Regions from separate parts of the Homo sapiens genome. Here region 1 is linked to region 2. A link is an interaction called in ENCODE POLR2A ChIA-PET data of the cell type or tissue named here. Cell type or tissue: Panc1. All regions are shown on one strand. Each heading gives the region's core, and the rest is flanking DNA. Links, peaks and the distances in the headings are about the cores only.

The links. Peaks named below come from ENCODE experiments on the same cell type or tissue, not always from the same donor. Only the 100,000 strongest peaks of a DNase experiment are listed, where the experiment ranks them.
Region 1: POLR2A ChIA-PET joins it to region 2 with 5 read pairs; 1 of 35 experiments calls an interaction of 5 or more read pairs at or near these places.

The regions. Positions count from the first base shown.
Region 1 is chr11:36,152,165-36,158,210 of GRCh38, forward strand. All of the region lies in intron 4 of LDLRAD3 (low density lipoprotein receptor class A domain containing 3), which reads left to right. Among named protein-coding and RNA genes, the nearest start is that of COMMD9, 130 kb to the right of the region's middle. RefSeq lists an enhancer at 1,193-1,362. In Panc1, for the core only: a CTCF peak has its summit at 4,023 (motif pointing right); no DNase peak of the experiment used is centred there; H3K27ac peaks cover 434 bases.
Region 2 is chr11:36,636,532-36,642,577 of GRCh38, forward strand. The region is part of intron 4 of IFTAP (intraflagellar transport associated protein); the gene reads left to right. Among named protein-coding and RNA genes, the nearest start is that of RAG2, 41 kb to the left of the region's middle. In Panc1, for the core only: no CTCF peak of the experiment used is centred there; no DNase peak of the experiment used is centred there; H3K27ac peaks cover 1,742 bases.

The sequences.
Region 1 (6,046 bases), core at 658-5,657, 480 kb before region 2:
TTTAGCTAAAGAATCCATAGATGAGTCTCACTTTGTGATACACGTGCTCCTGAAAGCTGTGTGGAATTGAGTCATTTTCTAAATTCACCAGGGAATCTTTCCATTTTAAAGAAAATCTCTAGTCAGTTATAAAACCAGATGCTATCAGAGACAGAAAGACCATTAGAGGTTTATCTAATTCAGCTTTCGTCTCATTTTACAGATGAGAAAACCAGAGAGGTTAAGTGACTTGGCCACAGTCACACAGCTCGTTAGCGATAGGAATTGACCTTAAGTCAAACAGAGCCTTAGGTCCTCTGATGCTGGTGCCAGTGCTTTCCCCTTTCCAAACCTCTTTCATAATGAAATCACCCAGCCCCTACCCGTGTCCCTATTCACTCCCACCAAAAAAATCCTCCATATAGTCTGTTTTACAAATTCATCCATTCTTCTTTCAGGGAGGGTTTCATCTATACTTCTGGCTTTGTCTGCTTCCAACTCCCTTTGGCCATTTGCACAGATCAGCTTTTCTAACAGAAAGGTGTGCAGAAAAAAGTTGAAATAGCAGGTCTGTTTTAGGATAAATAGTTGGGACGCTTGACAGCTTGCACCTGGTTTCCCCCAGACTTTACTCCATGCACCTTTTTCCATGCTATTTTTGCTCTGTAACCTTTTGCTCTAATACATTGTGCCTGTGAGTACAAGTATATGCTGAGTCCTGTGAGTCCTCTTAGCAAATCTTCACAATTGGGGTGCTCTTGGGGACCTCCAACAAAGAGGGAGAGGAAGCTTTCAGTCAAGGGTACAATCAAGCAGTCTCCTTTCTTAATTGAGGCAGGGATGATTAAGGTTTGTGGATGAATACTCTGAGGTCCTGCTCACCTGGGTTCCACTCCTGAATCTGCCATTTACCATGGATTTGTGGCAAGTTATTTTCTCACTCTGAGCCTCAGGATCTCCAACAAAGGGGTTAGTAACACTTAATGGCTTCGGGTTCTTGGAGGACGCCGAGAGATGCCCAGCATAGTCGGGGTGCTTGACCAGGATGTGCTCCATGGGCATAGGAACTCTGAGTTGTAGATGTGGTATCCCCACTTCTCAGAACAGGTCCTCCTGCAGCAAATATTTGTTGAATGTATACTTCAGGAGTGAATAAATGCCACCTAACATTGCTGCAGAAAGCACTTGAGCCCAGGAGGGACCGGAGATTATTGTCAAGCAAGATGAGTAAATTCCATATAAGTTTCTGTCTGAGCACTGGCTGGCTCTGGTTGCTGTGGGAGAGAACTTTTAATTGAACACAGTTGGGGGTATCTCTGCTTTCCCAGACCTTTTGCTGGGTCAGTTGGCACCCCTCCCTCTCTTAGGACATTGAGGCTTGTCTCTGGATTACCTTGGTTGATCTATTTCTGGATCTGTCTGTAAATTTGTCATAAAGGTAGACCCTGTTACCAAGTACATGTTCTTAATTAGCAAGACACATTTTGAATGGCTAAGTGGAACATCCCTTTTTGCAATCCCAGTGACCCATTTCCCAAGTGCTCTCTTTTGGCCTTATTTTTTTCTGCTTCTTGAACAAAGGAGAAGGGAGGAATGCAGCTATGTGCATATTTATTTGCTCTAGTGGTGGGCAAATGTTTAAATTCCTGCCATTAGGGGGTTTCTCTAGCTTGCTTTGCTTGTTAATGTTTTTTTTTAACAGGATAAATCATGTGCAAGTGTCATCGATAGACTAACAAGAGGTAGGCGGGCCATGGGAAAGTAGAATTTACCACCTCTCCAACAGTTCAAGGATACTGTTCTTCTAAGTTTTTAAACATTGGTTGGAATTGTGCCTTCAGTGGGGTGTGGGGGAGTTGGAGAGGCACCTTCATCCCAGACTGAAGGCCAGAAGCCTCGGGTTCCAGTTGTGTCTCAACCACTGAGTTGTCCCAGAGACTTTGGCATAAACTGCTTGACTTCCTCGGCCTCTGTTCTTCTTTTTGTAAAGAGATGAGTTCATCCAGAATGTTCTCTCGCATTCTGGCATTCTTAAAGAGTCCCAATTTTGAGCTCAGAGAATGCCACACCGACTGAAAGTAAGTCACACCTTTAAACATCTGGGGGACTTAAATTTGAAGAATGTGCCCATGATACTACCACCACTGATGTACCCAGCCTGCGGGTGAGCCAGGACAGGTAAATGGTGACCCACTGTTAGTGTCCAAGAGATGACTAGACCCCAGGTGGCACAGCCTAGGGGCTCTTGGACCCCACTTATTCCCTTTGTACCCAAGTAGCTTTCCTAAAGCATGTTCCTTAGAACCCTAAATCCACAAGCAGCTCCGCCTGTGGTCACATGAATTTGGGAGGCACTTTCCCAATCTTAGAAATCACAACAGAGGTTTAGAGAAGTCGTAGGGAAAAGAAATTGTTTGTTGTTGTCTAACCTGTGTTTCCTGAACTTAATTGACCAAAAACCCCGTTATTTTCCCCCATTCCATACTGCCTGTAGCCTCCCATGCAAACCCATTTCAGAACCTGCAGCTGCAGTCAGTCTGGAGTCAGGTAACTTAATTAGGAATCTGTTTCATGTCTTATCATTCAGTTCCTATTGGTTAATTTTCTTGGAACTTATGTCAGAGGGACATCCATGTGCATCCTAATGACAGCCTCATTTGAGACAAAATTTTCCATCATGGACAAACCAACCACCAGGTGACCCCAGGCAGTCTCCCCTGGCCTCTACCACAAGTCCCTCTCCCAGGAGCTCATGCTGTCTTTAGGCCCAGTCCATCTGTCTGTCTGCTTCTCTCTCTCCCTTCCTGTCCTCTTTCCTTGGGCAGCTCCTCCTCTTCCCCATTTCCCTGTTTTCCACCCTCTCACCCTTGCCCTTACTTTGAATTCTGCTGGGAAGAGGATGGCCTTTTACCCCAGACCCACAATCTTTCCAGTTCAGGCTGGTTCATTTGCCATCATTTGCTTTCTCATTGATTAGGAATTAATCAATGGCTGACAGTCTCCCCAGAGTGGATCACAGCTGTCTAGGAAATCTGCTGACCTAGAAAGATTTTCAGATGCTGTTAACAACCCACAGATCACGCTGTCAAGTATTTTCTTTCTTCAGCAGCTCTTGGCATGGCGAGCATGTGATTCTGCCCCTCTGCTCTGTGGCCTTTCAGTGACATTCATTATTTATCCGGGTCCTTTGAAGCTCTGCCTCAAAATGTTGCCAGAAATTCCAAATTATTTTCTTCCTTCTTGTTTAAAGAATTTCATCTAAAACTTTGTTTGGAGAGAGCCCGCTGAAGTCATAGTTATATTGACTTCCGCGTCTGTTCCCCAGCTCATCTTTGCTCCCTGTTTTCTCCCCACGCTGGCCTCCGTGCCTGGAACAAGTCAGACTTGTGTTATTTCCCAGCTGTGTGACCTTGAGCAAGTGGCTTAATGTTTCTGAGCCTTAGTTTCTTCCTCTGTAAAATAAGGATAATAATACGTACTTCACAGACTAGTGGTAAGGATTAAATGAGACAATGAGAGAATGCAAAGCACTTAGCCTAGTTCAAGAACATAGTTATCCATCACTTTAGGATACAGCAGGGGCCTCTTGTTCACCCCTGTTATTCCCAGGGGTACCCGCCTGGCTCATAGTAGGTGCGTAGCAAGATTTTTTTCAATGGAAACTAGAGTGGGATGCGCCTATCTAGAAAATCCTCTGTTGGAGCCTAGTCTTGGTCCTTAAAAGTCCTGGGCCTGCCTTCCCCCTGCCTTTAAGAAGCTGAGCCAGCAATAGTAGCATGTGGCCACCTGCAGGGCTCTGTGGAGGAAAGAGCTTTGAGCTGGGAAATTATGTTCTTAGATGAGTCATGTTCTGCCTCACCATTTCTTTAGTGGTTCTCAATCCTAGTTGCACATTAGAATCACCCAGGGAGCAGTTTTTAGAGACTCCATACAAGAGATTGACTCTGCTGATTCGAGGTAGAGCCTTGCGATGTGTCAGAAGTCCTTTGCTTTCGTTGAGAAGAACGTACTGAGTGGAAATTGTATAACCTCATCAACAGCTAAGCACCTGAAGGGATAAAAAAGACCGCCAGTAGTTGGCAGTCTTGGTTGAGGCTTCAAGATTGAATCCAAAGCAGCTTGTGATTCCTTTGGAGTGGCACGATCCCCAACTGAAGAGCTGTTTGCACATACACATTGTCACTGCAAACTCAAAGCCCAAGTTTGTTCGTATAGCCAGCTCTGCCCAGCAGGACCCTGGGTAGGGCCAGGTGCCTTGGCAGAACATGGATGGGGCAGTACAGGGCCACTTGGATCAGGTCCACCCATTTGCCATTGTTAGCATGAGCTGAAAGAAGTTGGGTCTCCCAAGGCAGTGCTGTCTCACTGCAGTAAACAGCAGTTTTCAGAAGATCTACGTCCTTGAAATATACACAGATTGGGTTTTGTTTGTTTACCCACACACAGCCTTCTCTTAGAGGGGAGTTAAGGTAAGGAAATGACTGTCTCAACACTCACACCCTGATGTGGCATTATTTGGCAACAATAACTTCTTCATCATCCCCTCCCCTCCTCATGGCACCCACCCAGCTGGCAGAAAATGACAAAGAAGGAAGATCAGCATTCATCATCTTCAGCATGATATGGTTTCAGAGATTTTTAGCATTTGATTTGTAACATTTCAGAAGGCAACATAAATCAAGCTGGTAATTTGTTTTGTCATGCCAAAAAAAAAGGAAAATCTGAATTCATTTGGGAGAACGTGTGTATGTCAGTCACTGCCTTTTCGGATCTGGTTGAAAAGCTGCAAATATTTTTCTCCACACAAAGTACATTCAGGTTTTGTTGATGATGTTGTTAGTACAGATCTCCTCTGGGGCACTGAGTAACCCTGGGGAGAGGATGGGAAACAGCGTAAGGGCTGTAATTTTCAGCCTGGAATAGAAGCAGCAATTTTAGGCAATTTAAACAATTCTATTAAGGGCAATCTTTTGGTCTCCTGCTGGAAAGAGAGGACCCCATTCAGAATGCTCCCAGTAATGCTGTAAGGGGCTGATGGGGTCTCCAGATTGTATACAGTTTCCTGCACCCCCGAAACCATCATAGAGGATCTCTGCCCCCTCATGCCTTTAAACGGGAACATTAATAATTTCCTGCTTAGTGCAGGATGTAGTCCAAAAACTCAAAATGAGTTGTCCAGATAAAGGGAGACCTCTGGGGGATGCCAGACAAACTTGGTCTTGTCAGAAGAGAAAAACTTGAGAGGGAGTTAATTGAAGAGTTTCCCACATTGCAGCTTGTGAGTGGTTCTGTTGCACTTTTGTTGATTTTTAAAATTTCTTTTTATTTAGTCAGTTTTTAAAGTCCCAAATGAACCATGGGGTTCTTGGCCCAGAGAACAGATGAACATTGGTTAGGCCAGGGAGTTATTTTCCAGCAAACTGCCCATGAGTTAAACTCCACTCTGTGGATTGGGGGTCATGATAAGGGAAGGGAGCCCCTACTATTTTGCGGGTCTCTGTTTTGAGTGTCTTAAAATTCTAGTGGAGTAGGAGCCATTGGGACCATCACAGGAAGATATAGCCCCTGGGTGGGAAGCAGGGTGTCTGTCTTTTGGAGGGAGCGGAGTGTCTCCATTTCAGTTGTTGCTGAGACAGGCAAGGTCTGGTGGTTGAGGAAACATCTTTTTCTCTCTGAGCCTCTTTTTGAGCTTAGATTATAAGGAATCTAGATCTGTCACGGGTAGATGCTTCCAGGTTCTGGGAGCAGAAGGCACTGCTACAAGGAGGCAAGTTGGGGACTCAGTAGAAGGTAACCTGTTGGTTAGTAGCTGTTAAGCAATTTGGACCCCAACCTACAATAAGAACTACTTTTATATCACAAATATACAGATAGGAAGTCATTCTACATTCAGCACACTGACGCAGGTATTTTTTAATACATTCTATTCCCTTCTTTTCGTTTTATGCTGGCCCTGACCCACTATGTTAGTTTCTGTACTTATTATACTATTTGGTTGAGACCTGATGTTGAAAAAACATTCCAGTGGGATAGTCTATGAAGATAGCCTCAGCACATGAGTTATGAG
Region 2 (6,046 bases), core at 442-5,441:
TGCCTGGTATTAAAGGTTACTGAGGCTGAACCAAGTTTCAGTGGATTTGAGTGAACTAATGTCAAGGCCTTCCCACATGTAGAATAAGATGCAAAGCCTAGGCTGAAAATCTATGCAGGCTTCAGTGAACTATTCTAAAGAAAATAAAAGAAAATCCATTTTTTTGCTTTTAAAAATATTTATTATGTAAATTAAACCCTTAATACTAAAGATATATTGTAAATGTTTCTTCTGAGGCATTTTCCACATGGGCTGGATTGAAAAAGGCTTCATGCTAGTCTGTTGATGTTTATTTAGAGGAAAACTTTTTTCTTTCTAGTTAACATTTCTGGATAGGCATAGGTATCCTTTGTTTCTCGAAGGATGTTTGAAATATGTTCAAAATCAGGAAGTTTTTTTTTTTTTTTTTTAAACACTCATTCCTGATTTAACATGCAAGAATATATCAAAGTCAATGCCTAATTTTACAGAAGGGGCAGTTTCCACGGAGGTTTGGTTGTTGATGTTTAACTATTGTTTACTGTCTTTAGGTGGTCATAAACATGTTTTATGGTCATTAGTGTTGGGGGAGGATGGCTTATTTATAATCAGACAGAAGTTAAAGTGACTAGGTAAAGTTGGTTTAGGGATGGTGACTATCTGTACATTGGTTGTATAAACCTCTACTCTAGCTTCTTCAGCTGCTTGAATTTGAGAGGTTTTGGTAATTGGAAGAAATGAACATTTTTATTCTGCTTTCAAGCATCACACTACTCCGTGAAGGGATTGCTTCTCAAGCACACTATTAACCAGCAGATGTTGCAGATTCTTTACTTATTTGGTTTAAGTGAGATCAGAGGTCTAGAGGGATCACATCCTCCAGGGAGAGGTTCTCTAACTTTAATACCCTGAGTGGCTCTGAATTTCTATAATGAGAGCAGCAAAGGGACTCCAGTTGGATTAGAAGGGAGAGCTAAGGACTTGTCAGGAAGCTACATTTGTAGAGGAAGCACACTGTTTTGGGTTTTGGGTGATTTGGGGGAGGGAACCTTGTTAAAAATGCAGATTTCTGGATCTCCCTCCCAATAGAGAATCTAATTCAGAAGGTCTTTGGTGGCATCTGGTGATCTGCATTTTAACCGACACCCCCAATGATTCTAATATAATTAATTTGAGGATAACACGTGGAGACAAATGGTTCTAGTCTGCATGTAATACATATGCAATATAAAATAAATTTCATAAGAGGGCACAAAAGTACATGTTTTGGGTGCTTTTGTGATGGTTTAAATTTTTCACTTCTTACCAGTATGAGAACTCTGTATATTGACATAAACCAACATAGCCAACAGATCTGATTTTTGTTATGTCAATCTTTTTTTTTTTTTGAGATGGAGTCTCACTCTGTCGCCCAGGCTGGAGTGCAATGGCATGATCTCAGCTCACTGCAACCTCTGCCTCTCAGGTTTAAGCAATTCTCCTGCCTCAGCCTCCCAAGTAGCTGGGATTACAGGTGCATGCTGCCATGCCTGGCTAATTTTTATGTATTTTAGTAGAGATAGGGTTTCACTGTGTTGCCCAGGCTGGTCTTGAACTCCTGAGCTCAGGCAATCCACCTGCCTCGGCCACACCCCGCCCCACCGCCCGCCCGAGTGCTAGGATTACAGGTGTGAGCCCCCTCACCCGGCCCGTCAATCTTTTAAATCGCCTTTTTACCTTCTTCAGTATTTTCACATTGTTTTCTTTAAATATTTTTTTCAAGTTACATTTTTCAATTACCAGATTTATTTTAAAATATTGATAAAAACATCTTACTAGTATGATTTTTCCAGAAATCAGATAACAAGCCTTCTTGTATTTGTGTATAAAAGATTACTGAGGCTGAACCAAGACTTGAATGAACTCGTCAAGACCTTCCCACACATAGAATGATGTGTGAAGCCTATGCTGAAAATCAACCTAGGCTTCAGCAATCTATTCTAATTACTGAAAAGGCCACCAGGGCTTTACAATTTTCATAATGCACAATCTGGGTCATTTAAAGGGAAAAGAAATTAAATAGTTGGTGCCAAGGCGAATTTTAGTTTGGGCCTAATTTGTTTTACACTTCAGGAATGTGAGCAGAAGGCAAATATTTATATCAGATGGGAAATGTGACATTTTAAATAGTAAAGTTGCTTGTATAATTTTGGCAGCTGGGAGGTTTACTGATTAGATTCCGTTGTTATTGTTTAAGCAACAGATTTGCTTGGGGCAACAAGGAAGTGGCTTGCATATTGTTTTTCTACCATTGACTTTATTTGTTCACCCCATTCACTCTCATAAATATTCTCTAAGATTTAGGAGCATGATTCTTTTCTAATATTTGTTTTATCACTTGGCAGCCCAGGTGGAAAGATTGGAGATGGTTTTTCAGTGGAGCCAACTCTATTAAGCAATGGTATTAAGCAGTTTTCTGAGGGTAGCGTCTGCCACAGAGTTTGGTGCACTGTGTTTATTTGACATCAAGTTAACCTATTCTTCCTTTTTTGAATTTGAGATAAGGTAGTTAACCTGGTGACTGTCATGCCTCAGACAAACTGGCCCATACTTTTACCCAGCACAATTATTGTTTGGATCAGTTATTAGTTATTGTGCTGAGGACATTAGAATAGGAAGATTTTCTGTTCATCTTTATTTTTATGCTTCCTCGGTGGGCCCAGCCCAACCTCTTTTCTGGTCAAGTGCAAGTAGCTCAAGAGACTTTTTTTTTTTTTTAATCTACTTCTGAGATTCATACTGTCTTACACACATCTCTTGGTCAGCGGGTGTACTTATGGTGTGGCTGATTGTATTGACTGAGAATGGGCACTGATTCCTGCTCAAAGGTTGGCAGCCTTGTTTGATTTTCATTTTCAGGTTCTCCAGTACTGTACTTCTGCCTTAGTCCATTTATGTTGCTGTAAAAGAATACCTGAGGCTGGGTAAAGAAAAGAGGTTTATTTGGCTCATGGTTCTGCAGGCTGTGCAAGAAGCATGGAGCCAGCGTGTGCTTCTGGGGAAGCCAAAGGGGAACCACATGTGCAGAAACTGCATGACGAGAGAGGAACCGAGAGAGAGGGAAAGAGGTGCCAGGCTCTTTTCAACAATCAGTTCTTTTGGGAACTAAGAGTGAGAACTCAGCGAAAACTCACTCACTCTGGAGAGAATGGCACCAAGCCGTTCCTGAGGGATCTACTCTGAAACCAAGCACCTCCCTCCAGTACCTACCTCCAACATTGGGGACCAAATTTCAACATAAGACTTGCTGAGGCCAAACAAACCATATCCTAACCATAGCAATGTCCAGTCATTTTTAGTCCGTTAATGAGCAAGTGCATACAAATGATCACATCGGTTACCTCTTTTTTTGAAAAAAAGTTCATTCCTAATTTGCAACTTTAAGCAGCTTTAGGCCACCCCTGAACGACTAGGGACTCTTATTCAACAAATATTTAAGAACTGTGGCTGAAATCCTGGTTCCTCAAGTCCTAGGCTACCCTGGTAGTTCTCCAACACCTTTAAATAGTTGATTTTTGTGATTTATCTAGCTTTTCTAGTTGTTGATGGTGGGAGGGTTGGACTGACATTAGCTAGACCAGCAGACTCCTGAAGATGTGGTATAGGAACCCCTCAGAAACCCTAAGGTTGGCAGGTCATGTGTTGATGTTTGCATTGAAGTTGGAAAAGCAATGATGGGTGAAGATGCTGGCACCTTAGTGTGAATCAAGTTTGTGGCACCAAATTATACTAGCAGTTGTGTCATCTTCACTGTCATAAATTTATAATCAAAAACAAATGCCAGTTTCCACTGAAAATTTCTTGAAGTAGTAAAAATTATTAATTTTATTACATATTACATCTTTATTCTTAAGTATACCTCTTTTTAATGATTTTTGTGTCAAAATAGTAAGTGTTCATAAGGCACTTCTGTTACATACTGAAATACAGTGGTTGTGGAAAAACACTTGGGTGATTGAGTGGTGTGCTGAACTGGTTTATTTTTCTCTTTCATGAATCACCATTTTTATTGGAAAGAGTGACTGACAAACTATATTTCTCAAAAATGAATAAAGTGAGCCTGTCTCTTCAAGGCTAATAACTAATAGTATTCATTGCCAATGATAAAATTGGCAATGGATCAAGCGAAAATTAGATTTTTAGAGAACTCGTATCTAGTACTGTGAGCTTGACAGCTTCTCAATATTTAAAGGCTTTTCTGGCAAAATTGGTGATATTAACTAATGTGATTTTTATACTGTATAATGAAATATGTCAACATTTGGAAGATCTACATAACACAGTGAACCAATATTTTCCAAATGACCAATTAATAATGTTTACAAAATTATACATAGGGGAAAGATCCATTCAGTGTGCAAGATAGACCAATGGATTTTAATGTAGCAGTACAAAAAATTCACTGACAAGTTTTCAGAATGCTCATGGAAAATAACCTTTGAAAAACTCTATGATTTTTCAGATCGTGGTGTAGTATCAAAGAAAAATATCCACAACTATATAAAAAGACTATTAAAATACTCCTCCCCTTTCCAACTACCTATCTATATGAGTCTGGATTTTCTTTACTTCAACTAAAACAGTGTATTTCAAAAATTGAATGCAGAAACAAATAGGGAATCCAACTTTCTTCTGTTCAGCCAGATATTATAACAGATTCGAAAAAATGTAAAATAATGCTTCTCAATATTTTCTATTTTTAGAAAATAGATTTTTAATAAAAATACTTATTTTAATATGTAATTTGATTATTAGTAATGATTCCAATATACAAATATTGGAACACTTGTCAGTTTTAATTCCTGATATGGTGAGTGTTGATAGACATAACCCATGTAAACAAAAGATCTTTGAGATCTTCAATCATTTTTAAGAATAAGAACTACTGACAAGACTATCATAGCTGGAAGCTCTATTTAGAAGTTGCCTGTTCTCATTGGTTTCAAAGAATATCTTTATTTCTGCCTTCATTTTGTTATGTAGCCAGTACTCATTCAGGAGCAGGTTGTTCAGTTTCCATGTAGTTGAGCGGTTTTGAGTGAGTTTCTTAATCCTGAGTTCTAGTTTGATTGCACTGTGGTCAGAGAGATAGTTTTTTATAATTTCTGTTCTTTTACATTTGCTGAGGAGTGCTTTACTTCCAACTATGTGGTCAGTTTTGGAATAGGTGGGGTGTGGTGCTGAGAAGAATGTATACTCTGTTGATTTGGGGTGGAGAGTTTTGTAGATGTCTATTAGGTCCGCTTCGTGCAAAGCTGAGTTCAATTCCTGGATATCTTTTTTAACTTCCTGTCTTGTTGATCTGTCTATTGTTGACAGTGGGGTGTTAAAGTCTCCCATTATTATTGTGTGGGAGTCTAAGTCTCTTTGTAGGTCTCTAAGGACTTGCTTTATGAATCTGGGTGCTCCTGTATTGGGTGCATATATATTTAAGATAGTTAGCTCTTCTTGTTGAATTGATCCCTTTACCATTATGTAATGGCCTTCTTTGTCTCTTTTGATCTTTGTTGGTTTAAAGTCTGTTTTATCAGAGACTAGGATAAAATTGATAGACCGCTAGCAAGACTAATAAAGAAGAAAAGAGAGAAGAATCAAATAGACGCAATAAAAAATGATAAAGGGGATATCACCACCGATCTCACAGAAATACAAACTACCATCAGAGAATACTATAAACACCTCTACACAAATAAACTAGAAAATCTAGAAGAAATGAATAAATTCCTGGACACATACACCCTTCCAAGACTAAACCAGGAAGAAGTCGAATCCCTGAATAGACCAATAACAGGCTCTGAAATTGAGGCAATAATTAATAGCCTACCAACCAAAAAAAGCCCAGGACCAGACAGATTCACAGCCAAATTCTACCAGAGGTACGAGGAGGAGCTGGTACCATTCCTTCTGAAACTATTCCAATGAATAGGAAAAGAGGAAATCCTCCCTAACTCATTTTATGAGACCAGCATGATCCTGATACCAAAGCCTGGCAGAGACACAACAAAAAAAGAGAATTTTAGACCAATAT